Linked DNA regions of Mus musculus: regions 2, 3 and 4 are each linked to region 1. A link is a loop called in an ENCODE intact Hi-C map of the cell type or tissue named here. Cell type or tissue: left cerebral cortex. All regions are shown on one strand. Each heading gives the region's core, and the rest is flanking DNA. Links, peaks and the distances in the headings are about the cores only. Region 1 holds the start of AA387883 (expressed sequence AA387883). Region 2 has its middle 230 kb from the start of Gm41860. Region 3 has its middle 200 kb from the start of AA387883. Region 4 has its middle 70 kb from the start of Ins1.

Region 1 (5,207 bases), core at 1,013-3,512:
CCTAATAAGTCAATGGTGCACATGCCATGATGTGCACGTGTGTCCATACCATGATGTGCACATGTGTCCATCCTTTCTGTGGCCATGGCTTCAATCACAAGAAACCCCATTCTTAATTTGGTCCTTTAAGGGAAGAAAAGTGATCTGATTTATTTTGGAAGGTTTCACATACTTTTTTTTTATTAGCTATTTTCTTCATTTACATTTCAAATGCTATCCCGAAAGTCCCCTATACCCTTCACCTCCCCTGCTCCCCAACCCATCCACTCCTGCTTCCTGGCCCTGGCATTCCCCTGTACTGGGGCATATGATCTTCACAAGACCAAGGGCCACTCCTCTCATTGATGGCCTACTAGGCCATCTTCTGTCACATATACAACTAGAGACACAGTTCTGGGGGGGGGGTACTGGTTAGTTCATATTGTTGATCCTCCTATTGGGTTCCCAACACATACATTTTTAAAGCAGGATTTGCACCACACAAAAGACAATGGCTGTGGGATGGTAAACTATGCCAGGAAGCTTGGTGGGTAGAGCAGGTTGAGACCCTGGAAACTCACACCTGAGACGGTAGGCGCCTCCCTTCTCCCTGCCAGATTCCTGGCCCTGGAACACATGCCACACTTCCCACATAAGGAAACATGACTTGTGGCCAGAACAGAGTTCTCCAAGCTACTGAGATACCTAAAGGCCCCGAGGATTTAGCCAATAAGCTCTCCTTCTCAGACATTCCTCCCTGCAAAAGGTTCACCCTGAGAAGTTGGGATGGTATGCATCCATTTTCCCACGATGAACAGTCAATAAAGAGTTTAGAACCACGGACTGTCTCTTTCATCAAGATCTGCCATGGGGAGCCACGGAGAAGGTATTAGACTGTCGAGCCGCAGTTAATCTGTAGAAAGCCTTTCTGTGCTCCCAGCCACAACCACCACCAAGCTAAGAACAATCACAGCTGAGCTAAACCGGAGTTCCCCATTGCCCCTGGCCAGGCTAGTCACAGTCCTCAGCTCAACCCCCAGACTCTGCTCTCAACTCTTCATGACTCAGCAACACCTAGATGTCCAGGAGTTTGGGAGCACCTGGTTCCAGTCCTATCAGGGGCCTGTGGACATTTCATTCCTGACTTCTCTGTGCATTCCTCCAGGAACAACTGCCCCCTGTCCCGCCCCCGGAAGTCAGGGAATACATCTTTCTCACATCTCAGACTAAGTTTCCTAGCCTGGGAGCAGTGTCTCTGTGTTTCCCCAAAGCCCAGCACCCAGCCGGTGCAGGCCTGGGATAAACGCCGTCAAACTCACCGAAAGGCCTTCCCAAAGGCTGTGCCCTGTGGCAGGGCAGAACGCTGACTCACAGTCTGCTAAGATCTTTCCCCGTTGTGCACTATTCTGAATAATGTACTTTCCTTTCCGCTGTTCCACGCAGGCTTCTGTGAGTGTCACCAGTCTCGAGCCTCATTGGCTTCCTTCTGTTTTCTCCCTGCCTGGAAGCCCAGAGCCTCTATCCATTCTGTTCTCTTAGTTCAGAGTGAGTTTCCTCCTAATCTTTTGGTTAAGTTTCTACCCACTTTCCCAAGGGCTTGGCCATCCTTCAATGCAGCCTTGCAGAGCTGTTGGTAGTGTGAGCTTCATAGGCAGAGAGCCCGGATTTGTGCCCAATTACTGCTTACAATTACCCTAAGAAATCCAAAACCATCTAGGCATTAATTTTGTCATCTGTATAATGGGAGTATCTCAGAGACTTAGACATGTAACCCAGGGGGAGTCTGGGTAAATGGCACTGCTGGTACAAGATTTAATTCTCTAAGCACTCAGATAGAATAAAATCCCAACTGTGCCTGCTCATTATCTATGGGCAACATTTACAATAAAATCAGTGGGCAAGTTATTCTCACAAGCTCTAGCTTTGAGTATGCTAGGGATGTGAGAGCGTGCGACCAGGAGAGAGCGTGCGACCAGGATGCGTTCGAACTGTCAGGAATAAATCTAATAATTAATAATAACAATAAATCTACAGCTATGGGAGAAAACTACAATGATACAAACCAATTGTATTTGGAGCTAATGGCATAACTAGATTTAAAACAAAACAAAACAAAACAAAACAAAACACCAAAAACAACTTAAAAACGACCAGAAAATGAGGTAAGGACGAATTACGCTAATTCTAGCAACCGCTGTGCTGAGAGGAGAACTTACCAGAAAGGAAACAGCATTCGCTGTACATCTCAATCCCTAGGCAAGCGGCAGGTGTTCCCGCGAACCCCAGGGGCCCAACTGAGAGCAGTGTTCGCCTGAGGGAGCTTTGCAGACTTGACTTGCTGCGGGTAGACAGATCTGAAAAGGCCTGCGAGTTTAGGCCCCACGGATGTTCAAAACTCACCAGACAAAAGTGCATTCTAAGACAAAGCCCCACAGTGAGTAGAAAGAACTGCTGGGCATAAGATCCAACGTGAATGGCAGGAGGTCAACAGAGACGAAGAAGAAAGGCAGGCTTTCATGAAAGCGAGCCAGACAGTGAGGAAAAGGACAAGGTACGGCGAGCATTCCGCGGAGCCGGCAGAAGAGGGCGCTCCCGAGCCATGGAAACGATCCCATTTCATATTTAAAAAAAAAAAAAAACCAAAACAAAAAACACCCAAAACAAAAAACCACCAACAACCCAAACCCACACAATGTAAGATTAAGATCTGATAACATAAAAAAGATGCTAGAAATAAAAAGAAGGGAATAAGGAACATGATAACGTTTCTGCAAACAATTAAAGCATGCCGGAAATAACATGTTTACAAAGTTGAAGGCGCATCCTCTCAAGAGCAGAGCGGAGCAGGCTGAGGAATTTTTCAGGTCGCTTGCAGAAGGGATCCGGTAGGAAACTGTTGTGTTTTTTAATCCCCTCCCCTAGAAAAAGACACCTAAGGTGTCAGGTAGGCAAGGAGCTTAGTTTTAAGTTGACCAGAGCTTTAATGACCATCAAGAGCAGAAGGCTGGATCTTGGATGGATAATGGAGCCAAGAATGGACTCCAGAATACAAGAGTCAAGAGGAGTGCAACCAGGCCAGAAATCAAGTAGAAAACAGAATTGGGAAGTGCTTTGGGAAAGTGTTTATACACGCTGTTAGAGCTCTTTCAATCTCTCTTAATAGTTGATGCATGAACAGCCCACAGGAACATTAAAATGGCTTAAAGTCACAGACTATGTGACTACATTCATGGACGATCGGTGCCTAAAGGGAGGGAGGGAGTGACTTGAAACAGGGTGCGATCAAGATCAGTACAGAGGCAGGGGGTCTGGTTGTGTGTGCTGTCTTTACTAGAGAGACCTGCAGTGGGTGTTTCTGTCCCCTTAAGCCCGCCCTGATCTGTTTCTGCCTCCTTAAACCCACACTGATGTGTCTTACCTGCCCTTCCTTTGGACCACTGAGGTCATACGCTTGAGCAACTGCGCATGCTCACTGTAATCCCCAGCCCTTTATCCCACCATTTTCTCCACATTCGCGGTGCTCTCAGGTCCTTCTCACTGGGTTAGGCTCCGGCTGTGTCCACACACATGGAAAGGTCTCTGATGTCAGCATCTCCCTTCTCTGGACTCCAGCGGCATCACAGACTCTGAAATCCTACCTATAGGTCAATAATTGCCCGATATGTTTTCCTATCTCTGACCTTTCTTAGCAATTCCTCCTGCTTTCCTGACATTTCTACTTGGATATCTAAAAGACTCTTTATATATTTATCCTACCAACCCCCCACAACATAGGATTCTTTTCTCCCCATTCCTTCCATTCTTTCTCCTGTATTTACTAGCGAGTCTTCCTAAAAGCTAGTTTCTTTTCCTGAAATACCACACTTCACCTGTCAGGATACTATGGTGTCTTCTTTCTGAGCGGAACACCGTATCCGTCAACGACTCTGCATTTCTGCTAAGGAACCTTAGTGCTACAAACCATCCCTGCAAGGCAGCTGTCTCACAACTGCTCCCGAGCTTGCCCAGTACCTCGGTCTGTGTCCTCACAGTAGCTGGCACGACCATTCATGCTTGAGTGTTTTCTTACTGTACTTGGGAGAGAAAAACTTTCACGAGTGTGATGTATTGCTTGTTTATCTCTATCTGCTCGCCACGCTGGCCTTCATTAGGTAACTGGAAACTGTAAAGGATCTTTAGGATGAAAAGCTATGAATATCTCTCTCTCTCTCTCTCTCTCTCTCTCTCTCTCTCTCTCTCTCTCTCTCTCTCTCTCGCTTGGTGCAGGAGTGACTGTAAAGTCCCTGTGCCTGATGGGCTGAGGGTATGTTTGAGGGGCCAGATGAATGGTAGGACATAGACCAGAAGTATGAAGAGAGGGAACGTCCCTGAGGGGTTTAACCACCATATTTAGGGGATTTCACCGGTCGACTCATTAGATTGGCTGCCGACTACAATTCCGCTCTTAACGATTGGCTCCTTTAGACTTAGGGCGTGGCCATAGTCAAAGGGAGGAAACAGCAGGAAGAACATTCTTCTGGTCCTTTGGTGTAATGATGTCTCTGAGAACAGAAGCATGGGGATGGGGTGGGGTGGGTGGGTTCCTGTACATGAGTCCTTGGTGAAAGGAAGATACTAGGGACTTCTGGCTTGGGCCCATTGCCCATTGCTTCCATAGGAGTAGAAGAATCAAATATCTCCTGATTTCTCCTATTGGTCCAAGCCTTCCTCTTGTCTGGAGGGTCAGAAACTCAGGGATAGCTCCCACCCCCAATTCAGGAAATAATAGCTACCAAGGGGCCTTTGTAAGAAGAGTCAGGGGGAGCTCAGAGGAGTGTAGCATGGAAGGTGTGAGTCTTTCTGTCTCCATCTGTTTGAATTAGATCTCCCCTTATAGGCTTGCATGTTTGAATACTTGGTCTCTAGTTGGTGGAACTGCTTGGGAAGGATCAGGAGGTGTGGCATTGTTGAAGGAGGGTTGCCACTGGAGATAGGACAGAGATTTTAAATGATTTATGTGGCTCCCAGTCTCTCTCTCTCTCTCTGTCTCTCTCTGTCTCTGCCTCCTGATTGCAGCTAAGGACATAAACTGTTAGCTGTTCCATCTTGTCTTTGCTCTGCCATCATGGACTCTAAATCCCTGAAACCATAAGACCAATTAAATGCTTTCTTTTATAAGTTGTCTTGGTCATAGTGCTTTGTCATAGCAGTAGAAAAGTCACTAAGAACCATAACTTTCAGGAGATGGT
Region 2 (5,207 bases), core at 1,282-3,781, 300 kb after region 1:
TAGGTTTGGAGCAATTCTAACTTATGCTTCAGCCATATGTCCCTGTCTCTTGCTGTTTCTCCTGGTCATGTTGCCATGGTCCATCTCCTTTCATGGAAGCCTCCTCCTCTCTCCAAATCCTTTCTTCTTTTTCTCAGTCGACATCTTTGGCCTTCAACCTTCCCCTATCTATTGCCCAATCACAGGCTTTAGCAATTATTGGGGAGCAAGGTTCATACAACAAAAGCTGGTGAGTGTGAGAATTTCCTCATTGGGGGCAACCAGATCTTAGGGACCAGTATTTAGTATTTGAATACAGAGCAGTACCAGACCAACCTCATATTTATATAAAAAATCTGGATGTGGTGGTTCAGGCAGAGATGGGAGTTTCTGCAGGACTCACTGGTCAGCTAGCCTATCTGAATTGGCAAGAGATCCTGTCTTCAAACAAAACCAAGGAAAGTATATACCATCCAGAGGAATGACACCAGGGTTGACCTCTGTTATCCATGTGTGGATATATACACAATGTGCATGCACCTTTCTCTCTCTCTCTCTCTCTCTCTCTCTCTCTCTCTTTCACACACACACACACACACACACACACACACACACACACACACACACACTTTAGGGCAGTCCTTGATCATAGATATTTTAGATACTTGATGTTTATCTCATCAAAGTCTTGAAATGATGGTCTTAGTTGAATAATAACTAAAATCCCTGTCCATTTTGCAGAGGTAATTAGAACTCTTATAGATATGATTATCTTCAAGTGTATTGGTTAATACAGTGTCAGGTCAGAGACTTCACGATTCTACCAGAAACAAGAATGCATCCTTTCTTAAAAAATTCAGAGGGAGCAAGATGACCTTCCATATAGTTTACTTTAGACTTCTGGTTTTCCAAAAGTATGAAAGGAAAATATTTATATTATTTTAAGCAATGTATTCTGTGTTAATTTGCTATAGTAATTAGCCCTGGGACACCAGTACATGTATTTGTTTTAATAAGATATTAAATTCAGAATTAAAGAACATTAGGGGAAAACAGAAAAATGAACCAAACCTTGGTTTATGTCTCTGTCCTGAAAACTAGCCTTTATTAGTTGCAATAACAGTATATATGGTTTTTGTTAGTTCCTGAAAGAGATTTATTATTATCACTGGCACTCAGCCTTTAAATCTGTTCTTGGAAACATTTTTTGGGAAGCTCTTTTTCAGTATATATACATGGGTGCATTGAGTTCTTATTTACCAAATGGAAAAATTATTGGAAACTACAGCTACCAGACAAAATAAGAAACACATTATTCTTTGTAATATTCAGAGAAATGCAACTTATAATATCAAGGGATTGTTTACCACAAGAGGATTTTGTAGAAGTATATATAGCAGGGCCTGAGTGTCTTAGCAAGCATAAATCCCAAATTACTGGCCTGTTCCTTCAGTTGGCACATTGTGGAGTTGAGGGGGGTTCATGAGATATGCATGTAATAAAATCTTTTAATCCTGAATTGCTTATTCTTATGAATAGTGACAGCCAGTGCTAGGATCAGAATGACAACACTGTCAAAAGAAAACAAACCCCCTTTTCTTTCATGTGTGACTTAGATCTTGATGTTCCCACTTAGTTTCTTGTGTATTTTCTTTTTTCTCACCCTAGGAAATCAAGGCTGTGCACCATCTTTCTAGTGCTCACTTTCCAATTAGCGCTTTTAGAGCCCTGCCAAGTCTTAGCCTGGCCTTTTTATCCTCCATTCATCTCAAGGGTTCTAAGAGCCGACTCCGGTTTCTGAAAGCTGATTTCTTACCAGTTCTTACCAGTTGAGGGCTTGCTGTTTCCAAGGAGGAGAGTCACAAGGGTTTGTCACAGGGCATGAAGTAAGAGTATGGTGTGTCTGAGATAAGAAACTCTGGAGCATATAAAAGACTGTTGAATTTACCCAGTCACCAGCTCAAGTAGGCAGTTTGCTCGAGTGACTTTGAGTGCTGACTGATTAAAGCAAACCAACGGGCATTATAAAAACATCAAGATTGTTGTGGGAATGTAAGTTTTGGAGGGTAGCCTATAGGTGAAAATATTATACACACAAACACAAACAATACAACCCCCGCTCCCCTCAACCCAGTCTCTGAACTCTCAAGTAAATACTTTTATTAATTTATTCTCTCATATACTACATCCCTATTGCAGTTCCCCCTTCCTCCATCCTCCCCTCCCCCATCTCCTCTTTCCCTATCCACTCCTCTACATTGCTTCAGAAAAGGTCAGGCCTCCCAGGGATGTCAACCAACATGGCATTTCAAGTTGCAATAAGATTAGGTAACTCCCCCATATTACAGATGGACTAGGCCTCTCAGCAGGCAGACAAGTGTCCTAAAAGCAGTCAAAAGCATCAGAAATAGCCCCTGTTTCCTTGGTTAGGACTCCCAATAAAACAACAAGGCACATAACTATAATATATATACAGAAGGCCTAGGTTAGACCCATGCAGGCTCCCTGATTGTCAGTTCAGTCTCTGTGAGCCTCTGTGAGTCTAGATTTGTTGATTCTGGAGGTTTTCTTGTGGTGTCCTTGACCTCTCTGGCTCCTACAATCCTTCCTTCCACTCTTCAGCAGGATTCCTTGAGCTCCATCTAGTGTCTGGCTATGTGTCTGCTCCCATCAGTTGCTGGATGAAGCCCCTCTGATGACAATTGGGTTAGGCACTAATCTATTTATTTTTTTCCAATTTTGTCTCTGTTCAAGATCTCTGGGATATCCAGCCTCTGGATTCTGGTTCTCTAAGCAGTGTTATCCATGGTCTTTCTCTTCTGGGCATGGGTCTCAAGCTAGACAAATTAGCCACTCCCACAAATTCTGTCACTTTTGTCTCAGCACATCATGCTAGCAGGACAAATTGTAGGAGGAAGGTTTTGTGGCTGGGTTGATGTCTCAGTCCCTCCACTGGAAGTCTTGCCTGGTTATAGGAGAAGACTGGTTCAGGCTCTGTAACTCTATTCACCAGGAGTCTTAGCTAGAGTCAGCCTCATAGATTCCTGGGAATTTCCATCGCACTAGGTTTCTACCTGGCCTCTGAATTGAACCCCCCTTCCAGTTGTCTCTCCCAGTACTCTCTTCCTTCATCCTCTCCCAACCTGATCCCTCCTGTTGCCATCTCCACCTGCCCCAAGTCCACTGGTTATATCTATTCTATTGCTCCTTCCCAGGGAGATCCATCTATCCCCTCCTTGAGTCCTCCTTCTGATTTAGCTTCTCTGGGCCCATGGGTTATAACATGATTATCCTATATGAATGATATTCACATTACATACGATGTTGTCTTTCTGGGTCTGGGTTACCTCATTGAGGATGATCTTTTCTAGTTCCATTCATTTGCCTGCAAAGTTCAAGATGTCTTGGTTTTTAACAACTGAGTAATACTCCATTGTGCAAATGTAACACATCTTTTTTTCTATCCATTCTTTGGTTGAAGGACATATAGGTTGTTTCCAGTTTCTGGCTATTTTGAGCAAAGCATAGTTGAGCATGGTGTTTGTGGTAGGCTAGAGCATATACCCTTGAAATATCTTGGAGTAATGTGACTAAGTCTTGAGGTAGATTGAGTCCCAACTTTCTGAGAAACTTCCATATTAATTTCCAAAATGGCATTTCTTCCTGTATATATTCAAAATGTCAACCCGAGAGGCATTCAGCTCTGGAGGATAAGTAGGGCTGCGTGCTGGAGAACAGTCTATTCTCATTTGCATAGCAGCAAAGTTTGGGACGGGGCAGACCTGCTTCCCAAAGTCCAAGCATCTAGGATTTTTTTCTCATTTTCATCTTTAGATGTTCATTCCACAGTGAGATATTTTGTCCTGATCTGGGACCATTTTTAGGCATTTTTCTTAAAAGAGACTACTTTAAAATTCACTTAATTTTTACGAGGCATTTGGTTTATTATACCAATAAATCTTACTTTAGTTCACCAAACACTTGCGGTGAATGTGATACGTTTATGTGGAAATTAAGTAGCACTCCATCTTCTTTGTAAGGCAGACACACATGTAAAAGGACATGGATACAGGCTGGAATTAGAGGAGGGTGGGCTTGCTGGGGGAATGCCTCTGCTGTTCTCACTGGGGAGTGTTTACTTACAGGGGAAACCTTCATAAAGATTCAGTAACTAGGCTGAACTATAAACAACACTCAGGTCTTTTTTCTTTTTTCTTTTTTTCTTCCAATTTTTTATTAGGTATTTTCTTCATTTACATTTCAAATGCTATCCCGAAAGTCCCTCTCCCCCTCACCCACCCACCCACTCCCACTCCTTGGCCCTGGTATTCCCCTGTGCTGGGGCATATAAAGTTTGTAAGACCAAGGGGCATCTATTCCTAATGATGGCCAACTAGGCCATCTTCTGCTACATATGCAGCTAGAGACATGAGCTCTGGGGTTACTGGTTCATATTGTTGTTCCACCTATGGGGTTGCAGACCCCTTCAGCTCCTTGGGTACTTTCTCTAACTCCTCCATTGGGGGCCCTGTGTTCCATCCAATAGCTGTCTGTGAGCATCCACTTCTGTGTTTGCCAGGCACTGGCATAGACTCACAAGAGACAGCTATATCAGGGTCCTTTCAGCAAAATCTTGCTGGTGGATGCAATAGTATCTGCGTTTGGTGGCTGACTATGGGATGGATCCCCGGGTGGAGCAGTCTCTGGATGGTCCATCCTTTTGTCTCAGCTCCAAACTTTGTAACTCCTTCCATGGGTGTTTTGTTCCCAATTTTAAGAAGGGACGGAAGTGTCCACACTTTGGTCTTCTTTCTTCTTGAGTTTCATAACACTCTGGTCTTAAGTACAGGGCTGAGGTGATGGTCTGGACTGAGTGCAGGATTCCTAGAAGATGATAAAATGTGAGCATAAAGTTAAAATATTCTGAGTATATTAAAGGACTAAATGTGAAAGCAAACGTTTTAAACATCTGGGAGAAATATAGAAGACTATTATATCACAACTGGGAAGAATTCATCTTCATGGCAAAACAAAACAAAACAAAAATAACCAAAAATCATAAAGAGAAAGGTTTCAGACATTTGATTTCATTAAATGGGCTGGGGAGATGGCACAACTGGGAGAGTTCCTGCTGTGCAAGCATGAAGAACTGAGGTCCATGCTCAGCACCTGCGTAAAAAACAGGTCACAATGATGCATGCCTATAACCCCAGCACCATAGGACAGAG
Region 3 (5,207 bases), core at 1,152-3,651, 200 kb after region 1:
CCTCAAGGATGTCTTTGTTTTCATTATTACTAAAAATGTCGGGAATATTTTTGCTTGCTGGGAGCACAGATTTTCCGCCCATTTTTCAGTCTTACTCAGAACCTCTCACTGTATATTTTATGAGTTATAGAAAACTCTTGGTTGTACTTCTTAAAATTAACGATCTCTGAAGCTAATGTGGGCCCTCAGCACAATGATTTTTTTTTCACCCCTGCCGTGTTGGGAACTTACAGGCAGGGGTGTAATAAGAAAAACATTTGTAGATGAAGATATACTCGCCGGATCTTTTGAAACAGAATTTTAGAAACAGAGGCTTACAGAGGATGCAAATTTGAGTTTCCTCAGGCACTAATGTCATGATCCTGTTTTCATCTTGGGTGGTGTAGACCATGAGTTATTTTAATCCTTTTCAAATTCTCCCCCTCTTGGTACTTTTGGAAGCATGTAGTTAGAATATAACGTTGAAATCTGAGTTGAGTGCCGTGAACTCTTCATTTGCCTTTGCTATCAGGGTCCCGTGAGCTTCTTATTTTGCACGTCCGCAGTGTGGATGACTTTGCTTATAGATGGAAAAATTGAATGTATGTTGTGGGAAATATCTAGAGCTAGCCCCTGTGTCAGGTGATCTCACTCTCTTGGTCTCTCAGCCCGCCAACTCGCCAGCCCTGCTAGGCCACATGGCTCCCACAAGGCCATCTCTTGGATGGGCCCCCGAATTCCTCTTGCTTTCATGCAATGCCCACGCACCCCTGGTTAGCCATCTCAACACCTAATTACCTGGTAGAATCATGACTCTTAATGCTTAATTGGACTATCGGATTTATGAATCAATAATAACACAATTTATAAAATGCCAATGCAATAATTTCAGAGCCAACTGATAATAATAAAGCTTTAACCCAATTATTCTAACCTTTTGATAGCACCACGTCGGTCTCCATTCTGGTTCTCTCCTCCAGAGAACTCTCTCTCTCTGTCTCAACTCATCGCTCCGCCCTCCTTCTCCTATCCAATCACAAGCCTCCCACTGCTTTAACGTGACTGGACAAGGAAAATCCTGCAATAAGTGTGTCCATAGGAATATAGAGCAAAAACGACGTCAAGAAGTAGTTGCATTAGAGGCATGTGGATTTCTGAGTTCAAGGCCAGACTGGTCTACAGAGTGAGTTCAAAACAAACAAAACAAAACAAAACAAAACAAAACAAAACAAAACAAAACAGAAGTAGTTGCATTCGAGGACTTGGGAATTTACATACAAAGAGTTGTTTCTTTTCTAATTCATGTCCACAAAGACAGAGAGGGTGACTGCTTTTGTTTGAATCTGAATTGCCCCCATTGCTTATGTATTTGAATATATGGTCACCCAAATAACTCTTCCTTAAAATTAATTAATACACTAATTGTGAGATTTAAGTAGAATGCAATGTCAGGAAATGGTTAGTACAAGAGCTAAGACCTGCAAAGTACTCAATAAACACCACCACCACCTCTTCAATCGTCACCACTATCCCTCACCATCACCAGCAGCAGCAGCACCACCATCATCACCATCGTCACCACCACCATCATCAAAGATAGCAGAAGGCACATTCTTCTTGTATGTAAATCATCATGTGCCACCTAAAGGAGTTTGGGAAGTATCTTTTTGAAGGCGACCTTAGTGTCAACAGGAAACTTATAGGAAAACAACTCCCTTTGGTTTATTGTTGAGATCGTAATTTGATTCCAACATCTCTCCCTTCCCTTTACTCCCTCCAAATCCTCTCCTGTGTCCATCCCTGCTGTCCTACCAGTTCCTGACCTCTTTTTTCCCAATAATTGTTATTTCATGCATATATGTACTATGTACATAGGCACTCCAAAATACAACCTGCTGAGTCCATACAATGCTACCTGCATGTATGTTTTCAGGGTGGATAGTTTGGCACTGAGTAACTAATTGGTGTGCTCTTTCCTGTAGGACACAGCCTCTCTTGCTCCCAGTTTTACACAGCTGCCTGTAGTTCTTTGCATAGGCCTTTCCCAGTCCAGCCTGGTGGAATCATTAGTGTCCTCTCTGTTTGGCTCACATCATTTTTGGTCATGCTGGTCAGACATTACAAGTATAGCTTCTAATGTCACCAGGAGACACAATCTCACAGGAAACTTGGGATCCCTCTGGCTCTTAAATTATTCTCTTCTCCTGTTCCACAGTGCCCCCTGTGGGGAAGGACTGGAAAAACAACTCCATACAGATTGAGTTTAGGATTCTAGATAGAGCAATTTCCAGGGTGATGTCTGGAGGAAATCAGGTGATGGTGTGTATTGAAAAGGAATTGGCTCCATGAAGATCTGGTCATTCTTTCTCTACTATATTTGAGACAGCCTCGCTCAAAAGTGAAGTCTGGAGTTCCAGCACTGTCTACTTTCCCCTCTGGGTAGCTAAGTCCTTTATGTACAGAGCTGATCTGTAGGGAGGGAAGCTTAGCTGGGGCTGGTGGGATCTCCGTCAGCGATGCGTGTGCAGGCAATAAACACACTAGCAAACCCCTTGGGAGAACTGGTTTAGTTTACTGGGGAGGACAGGGGCTACTTATGCCCCTGGGGAGATGGGCAGGGTCTCTAGGGAAAGATTTGTGTGGAAGGCGCTTCATCTATATACTCAGGGGCTGTAGGGTGGGAGTCTGGGGGAATCTTGTAAGTTTAAAGAAGGAGTGAAGCCTGATAGCTCTCAGGGTAATAAATTCTTGCTAGGGTTGATGGTGAGGGGAGCCAGGTTTATGGCACCAGGTTGGCAGTGGGGAGGGAGTCAATTCCTGACATTCTCATAACTGAGGTTTCTGGGGTTGAAGAAGACTTGGGTTTCAATTCCCAGTGCCGATACAGAGGCACACAACCATTTATAACCCCAGCCACGGGGGTTCTGATGTGTACACAAATGTGTACTGGCTTCTGTGTACACAGCACACATGTGGTACCCAGACATCCACTCAGACAAAACACCCATCATCACAGACAATAAATAAAATTAAAAAGAAAAAAGCAATAAGCACATAAGAGAATCATCATTGAGCCTACTGAGTGTGTGCCAGACATGGATCTGGATATTTCGTGTGTAATATATCATTTAATCCTCACATAAACCACAGTATTGTATATAAAGATTTAATTTTTTATTGTGTGTGTGTGTGTGTGTGTGTGTGTGTGTGAGTGTGTGTGAGTGTGTGTGTGTGTGAGTGTGTGTGTGTGTGTGAGTGTGTGTGTGTGTGTGTGAGTGTGTGTGTGTGTGTGAGTGTGTGTGTGTGAGTGTGTGTGTGTATGTGTGTGTGTGTGAGTGTGTGTGTGTGTGTGTGTGTGAGTGTGTGTGTGTGTGTGTGTATGTGTGTGTGAGTGTGTGTGTGTGTGTGTGTGAGTGTGTGTGTGTGTGTGTGAGTGTGTGTGTGAGTGTGTGTGTGTATGTGTGTGTGTGTGTGTGAGTGTGTGTGTGTGAGTGTGTGTGTGTGTGTGTGAGTGTGTGTGTGTGAGTGTGTGTGTGTATGTGTGTGTGTGTGTATGTGTGTGTGTGAGTGTGTGTGTGTGTGTGTGTGTGTGTGTGTGTGTGTGTGTAAGGTAATGTCACATTCATGCAGCTTCCCAATGGAGGCCAAAATAAGCCACTGGATTCTTTGGTACTGTAGTTATTGGTGATTATAAGCTATAGCATATGGGTGCTGGGAACCAAACTAGGGTTCTCTGGAAGGGCAGTGTGCTCTATTAAAGATGGAGCCATCTCTCAAACCTCTAAATTCCAACACTGTGAATCAGGAAGTTGGTTTGCCTAACCCTCTACCAAATTCCTGGGGGACTGCCATCACACTTACTCCTTCTCATAACAGGTGGGCCTCAAGTTCATTTTCTGCCTTCTTCTACCTGGAGTTCAGAGGAAACAACTGTGCCTGTAATCCAGTAGAATAAAACATGGCTGTCTGGCTTATTGAATTTCTGTCCAAACAGCCAAAGTATTAACAGTGGTAAAAAGAGAAGAAATGCTGTATAGAGACTTCCTGCTCTAACGTGGAGGCAAATCTACAATCAAGAGAGAAACCAAAGCATCAATAAAGGTAGTGCACTATGAGGTTAGGGGCTTCATTAAAAGTCCACATATCAAAGTTTGTTACAACAGGAACTTCTGTACTAGCAGCTTTGGAGTATGTAGACATCTACTAGACACTGTAGCTACCTCTGTTCTCACAGACACAATCAATGGAACCATTTTCAAACACAGACCAGTGACAAGCGCATTACAAGTGACTCATGTAGCCAAAGACCATGTATCCAGAGAGCAATTCCTGTCTCCAGATGAGACCAGAGATGCCAAATAAATTCATCAGGAACACGTTTGTCTATTAAATACAACTCTGATGTCTGTGAGATAATGTGCTGTAATTAAAGCCACAGGTGTTTATTACTAAATTAAAATGCGTAGGTGTTCCCAAAGTTGTGTATTAACCTTATACATTTTATCATTTCACAGCAGGATTCTGCTTAGATTATATTTTCATAATTAAGCAGCCGCAAGATGAAGGAGTTACCTTTCAAAGCACAAGTCAAAGCATTAATTACTCATTAGGACACTCAATATTTCCTCTTCTTAGTTTTTTTTTTTCAGTCTACAGAATGCTATATATATATAAATGCGAGCCACAATTTTGCCTCTAGCTGGAACCTTTTTGTGAGCCTCAGATCAGTGAGGAAGAGAATAATCTATTCCCCTCACTCATCAAGTCATTGAAGGTAACTCCCATTGCATAGCTAAAGCACAGTAACTGAAAGTAAATATGACTAAGATGACCGCACCTATTTTCCCTCTTTAGTAAGGGGGCACCCTGCGTGTTCGAGAAAAGCCACACACACATGCACAGCTGACAGGCCACTCTGAGCACTCCAGGAGACCCCCACACCCAAACACAGCTGGTGCTTCTCTGTACAACTTTTCCACTGAGATTTCCCATCTTCTTGCTGAAGATTGACTTTGAAGCCCAGTCAATGGATCTACCATCTTATGTGCACTTACTACCCTCTCCACATGTTCCGGGACGTGTATTACTGCTCAGAGCCAAAGAGAAAAATAAATATCGATAAGTGTTAGCAGTGCTCCACGTGCAGAGGGACACAGAGGTCTTGATAAGTAAGCCTTTGGGATGCTGAAGACAGACTCTTCACCAGCCTCTCCTCTCAGAAACGGTGT
Region 4 (5,207 bases), core at 1,434-3,933, 730 kb after region 1:
AGGAATGGATACAAAAAAATATGGTACATTTATATAATGGAGTACTACTCAGCTATTAAAAGCAATGAATTCATAAAATTTTTAGGCAAATAGATGGAACTAGAAAATACCATCTTGAGTGAGGTAACCCAATCACAAAAGATAACACTTGGTATACTCTCACTGATAAGTGGATATTAGCCCCAAAGCTCCAAATATTCAAGATACAATTCACAGACCACATGAAGCTCAAGAAGAAGGAAGACCAAAGTGTGGATACTTTGGTCCTTAGAATGGGGAACAAAATACCCATGGGAGGAGATACAGAGACAAAGTGTGGAGCAGAGATTGAAGGAAAGGCCATCCAGAGACTGCCCCACATGGGGATCCATCTCATATACAGTTACGAAACCCAGACACTATTGTGTATGCCAAGAAGTGCTTGCTGACAGGAGCCTGATATATTGTCTCCTGAGAGGCTCTGTTAGTTCCTAACAAAGACAGAGGCAGATACTTGCATCCAATAATTGGAATGAGCACAGGGTCCCCAATAGAGCAATTATAGAAAGGACTGAAGCATCTGAAGCGGTTTGCAACCCCATAGTAAGAACAACAATATGAACCAACCAAATTCCCCAGAGTTCTAGGGAACCAAACTAACCACTAACCAAAAAGCACACATGGCAGGGCCCATGGCTCCAGCTGCATATGTAGCAGAGGATGGCCTTGTCAGGAATCAATGGGAAGAGAGGCCATTGGTCTTGGGAAGGCTCAGTGTAGGGGAATTCGAGGTTGGGGAGGCCAGAGTGGATGGGTAGGGGAGCACACTTATAGAAACAGGGGTAGGAGGGATAGGATAGGGGTTTTCAGAGGGGAAACCAGAAAAGGGGATAACATTTGAATTGTATATAAGTAAAAATCTAATAAATAATAATAATAATAATACTCGAATACAAGATGCAAGGACTAATGCCCTGTCTTGCAAATGACACATCTACTCAATGATGCAGGATCAGGCCCCCTCTTGTTTGTTGCATTGCCTTTGGTAAGATGTTAGTTAAATCCCAGCACTCTGAAAGTTTGAATGCATTGACTGTATATTTTCTGTTACCCTATTATTCTCCTTCTGAACAGAATTTACGATGATAACAATCATCTTCCTTGTTCTGAAGTTTGCCACTTGACTGAAGCAAACAACTCTACTCCCTTTCCTTTCAGAGCTGAGGCAGTTTCCCTGAGGGCTGTGAATCAGTATTGGGGAATCACTCGTTCACATGACTGTGTGTGGTCACATTGTCTGTGAGCTGCAAGCCCAACAGGAATGGGGATTTTCCAACTTTAGCTGATTCTTATGGTCTTTTATGGCTGAGCACCAATGAAAATGCCCAGGAGAACAAGGCAGAATGCATACTATTTTCTTCCACTTAATCTTGGATGTCATATTACGTCACTTTTCTTATTAAACTCAGCCTGTCAGGATTAACCTTATGAAAAAGGATCATGGACACCACCATTTCATAATTCCCATTAAAGCTTTATGATAAAACAAGTGGAGTAAGTAAAGAAAACGCAAGGTTACAAAAAATTTTACCCAGACACAACTGAAAGGCTTTAGTTTTGGATGAGTAACAATTACTGAATTTTCAGAGTACCCACCATTGAAAGCACATTTAAGCTATGTTAGAAACAAGAAATAGGGTCATACTTTATGACTGTAATTTATATTGGATATGGTTTATTTGTTAATTAAATAGATTTATTATACGTCTTAGATGTGCCAAGGAGTTAGAATTTCATTTAACTACAAATACACAAACAGTGTGGCTTTCTTATTTTTCTCCTTGTCTTGCCTGTTCCCTCCCAGGGAGTGAAGGCACTACTTTGCATCTCTGATTTTACCATGGGACATTCAGCCTATGGTCTGAGTGCAAAGAGAAAACAGGACACTCTCAAACTTCTTACACACACACACACACACACACACACACACACACACACACACACACACACACACACACACAAACATGCATATGTGCACACACCTACAACACTGCTAATATGTTCCTAGATTCCAGAATAAGAACTCCTGACTTCGTCTGGTCCCAGAGGATTGCAGATCTTGATGAGGTCGCTCTCTAGTGCATCCCTTGTGACATGTGCCTATTTGGGATGGGGGAAGGATTGTAGGAAGCAGTGACCAGGAGAGGAGTAGTGACCAGGATGTAAAGTGTGTAAGAAAAAAAAAATTAAAAAGAAAAAGAATAAATAGAAATGTTAAGCATTTACCTTCAAATACAAAGCCTTTCTCTCACTGACCCTTCCTGCTTAAGCAGAGTCCATATCCAGAGCTTTTTCCCACAGTTGCTCTGCAGGGATACCTAAAATGTCATCCAGACTGGGGATCTAGTGATGAAGAGTGAGTTCCAGGACAGCCAGGGCTATACAGAGAAACCCTGTCTCAACAAACGAAAAACAAAAACAAAAACAAAACAAAACAAAATGAAACAAAAAACAAAAAGAAAGAAAGAAAAAAAAAAGAAAAAAAAAAGAAATGAAGAGTGGGGAAAACTGGCCACACCACACTGTCTTTCTAGCTATGCTGAGCAGGGACTGTGCTGGTCTTCACAACGCTCATGGGTGATCCTACTGGGCTTAAGTTCTCTGCATCAGCAGGTTCCTCCAGAGCCAAGCTCCCATCCTGCCATCTGCTGGCAGAGTTTTCAGGAGAATGAAGGATGATGCCAATAAAATATCCTGCACCAAGAGAGTAAAGCCCAGCTAGACCCTCCCAAAAGGAGCTGAAGCTAACCAGCTATAGGTTTGATCCGCTAAGAGACTTACCACACATACAAGCTATGGTGCACTCATGTCTTCAAAACATGATAGAATAAGACATTTCAAAGCCATGTAGAACCAGTAGGGCAAAAGACTCACAACTAGATACAAAGTGATGGCAGTGGGTAAGTCAGCAAGTATCAAAGATAGATATGATTGGGGGGAAGTTTTTAGATGTAAGAGTTTCTGTAGACTAAAACCCTTTGCTGCCATTCTTTGGACATAATTATCAGCTAAGAAAGCTATACTCATCCACCTCAGGTCCACCGTTTTCAAAAGCCAAGCATCCAGGGAGGTTCTAAGGAACAGACACACTTAATTCCAGTTTGCTTACTAGACAACCTACAGTCCCACCAGACTGGTACCTTTTCCTGTTTCCAGTGGCCTCAACCCTTTTCAGAAACATGCTGTTTTCCTTAGTTGTACCTCTCTTTTGCTTCAAGTCAAATTCGCACACATTGCAACATGGTCATCTGCTGCTCATTTTAAGTTCCTTGGGGCAAATAGGCCAACATTATACATGCTAATCATGGTAATAACATTTCGGGTGAGATCATGTACTGTTGCCAGGCAGTTCTGACTTTATGTCAAAGGTTAGGCTTTTACACCATTCTCAGAGTAGTCTAATCAAATAATTGAATCAGAAATTCTTTCCATTTAAATTTGAAAGACTATTGTCTTCACGTCCTAACTCACACTCCCATCTTTTCTATCATCACTATAAAAGGTAATCTTGTAATTTCAACCTGAATCATTTCACACTAATTGAATAACTTTCTGGCTACTTTAGTAATTAATCAAAGTTCCGTATTTAAGTGGGAAAATGAAGTTTATGAAATGGGTAAAACTTGAAGAGACAAGTTTGAGAACTTCAGAAGTTTGGATTTGAATTACACTTTCTTTTTAATGCCACCTGAATTAGAACTGGATGGCATAGCTCTGGGTTGGGCACCCATTTATGTATTTTGAAAGAAACACCTTGAAAAGGTGAAGGAGAAGGCCTTCTCTTCTCTTCTCTTCTCTTCTCTTCTCTTCTCTTCTCTTCTCTTCTCTTCTCTTCTCCTCTCCTCTCCTCTCCTCTCCCCTCCCCTCCCCTCCCCTCCCCTCCCCTCCCCTCCCCTCCCCTCCCCTCCCCTCCCCTCCCCTGCCCTCCCCTCCCCTATCCCCTCACCTCCCCTCCCTATCCCTTCTTCCCTCCCCTTTTCTTTTTCTTTTCTTTTCTTTTCTTTTCTCTTTCTTTCTTTCTTTCTTTCTTTCTTTCTTTCTTTCTTTCTTTCTTTCTTTCTTTCTTTTTTAACTCTGAAAGAAATGCAAGGTAAGGGACTAGGCTTAAATATAAAGAAATTAATTTTTTTCTGGACTTCTGATTTATGAAAGTGTCTGCTTCCTACAAATGAAAATTTATTTTAAAATAAATTTCTTACTGAGGAAAGAAAGTACTTTATAGTGTTCTTTGAATTTTTCTTCTCTGATGAGCTCAGGAACTGCCCTGAGAGTTGAAAGTGGTTTCAAATTCTACCTTAAAATGTATTTTGAGCAAAAAAAAAAAAAAAAAAAAAAAAAAAAAAAAAAAATCCATATCAGCAAACATAATGGCTGTAATTGCTGGAAAAGATGCATATTTTAGGGTAAATATGCTCTTCTTGATGTACAGGAGAGCTCGACTCTGCTTAACATTAATCATCTTTCAGTTTGGATTCATCAAGTGGCTGCCACATGCCCGTATCCCAGGGCACAATGCTGATAAGCAATGCTGATGTGATGCCCTCTTGCAGAAAGTTAGGCGTGTGTAAGCAGGGCGAAGACAGCCCTGCTACTGGATTATAACTCAGGAAGAGCACAGCCTCTCTTCAGCATTTGGAATTCACTTCTTTACCTCTTCCAGCTTTCTTCAATTTCCTGCTCCTTTCCTCTGCTCTCCTTATGAGGCCACTGGAGAAAGCTAGAGGCTGCTGGCAAGGGCAATGTGCACTATTTACTCCTATGAGTTAGGGAGTCCCACAGTCTCCTACAGGGGAAACGTAAACCTGCCCAGAATAAAGCCAGCATCCCAGTCATGGGGTACAGTAGAACAAGACCCTGAAGATGCTTTAGGAAGAGGGATAGTAGAAAAAGGACCAACTCCAAATATGTGGAATCATTAGACCTATAGACTTGGCTAAATAAAAGGAACAATTTTAAAGCACAATTTTTTTAATTAAAAAAAATTAAGATACAAGTAGAAAAACCTATCCCTTGGATATAATGAGGTTTGGTTCAATTCATGAACTGAGCTCAAATCAGCTTAAACTAGTAACAAAAATTACTCTACAGAGAATCTGGGTCTGATAAACTTCAAGATTGATGTAACAACCCATTATTATGCCGGAAACCAACCCTTGAGGTATTGTCAA

The links. Peaks named below come from ENCODE experiments on the same cell type or tissue, not always from the same donor. Only the 100,000 strongest peaks of a DNase experiment are listed, where the experiment ranks them.
Region 2: a loop joins it to region 1, with 16 times the contacts of the local background. A loop is called at or near these places in 9 of 42 quality-filtered maps.
Region 3: it touches region 1 in a loop (8-fold over the local background); 6 of 42 quality-filtered maps call a loop at or near these places.
Region 4: a loop joins it to region 1, with 3 times the contacts of the local background. A loop is called at or near these places in 3 of 42 quality-filtered maps.

Annotation. Positions count from the first base shown.
Region 1 is chr19:52,920,489-52,925,695 of GRCm38, reverse strand. It overlaps AA387883 (expressed sequence AA387883), which reads right to left and starts at 2,515. Exons shown (of 2, transcript NR_030678.1): 1 at 2,196-2,515; 2 at 1-123. In left cerebral cortex, for the core only: a CTCF peak has its summit at 2,543 (motif pointing right); DNase peaks (open chromatin) are centred at 1,499 and 2,487; H3K4me3 peaks cover 776 bases; H3K27ac peaks cover 403 bases.
Region 2 is chr19:52,621,109-52,626,315 of GRCm38, reverse strand. No RefSeq gene overlaps it. Among named protein-coding and RNA genes, the nearest start is that of Gm41860, 230 kb to the right of the region's middle. In left cerebral cortex, for the core only: a CTCF peak has its summit at 2,622 (motif pointing left); DNase peaks (open chromatin) are centred at 1,738 and 2,555; H3K27ac peaks cover 809 bases.
Region 3 is chr19:52,718,959-52,724,165 of GRCm38, reverse strand. No RefSeq gene overlaps it. Among named protein-coding and RNA genes, the nearest start is that of AA387883, 200 kb to the left of the region's middle. In left cerebral cortex, for the core only: a CTCF peak has its summit at 2,211; a DNase peak (open chromatin) is centred at 2,224.
Region 4 is chr19:52,191,474-52,196,680 of GRCm38, reverse strand. No RefSeq gene overlaps it. Among named protein-coding and RNA genes, the nearest start is that of Ins1, 70 kb to the left of the region's middle. In left cerebral cortex, for the core only: a CTCF peak has its summit at 2,690 (motif pointing left); a DNase peak (open chromatin) is centred at 2,666.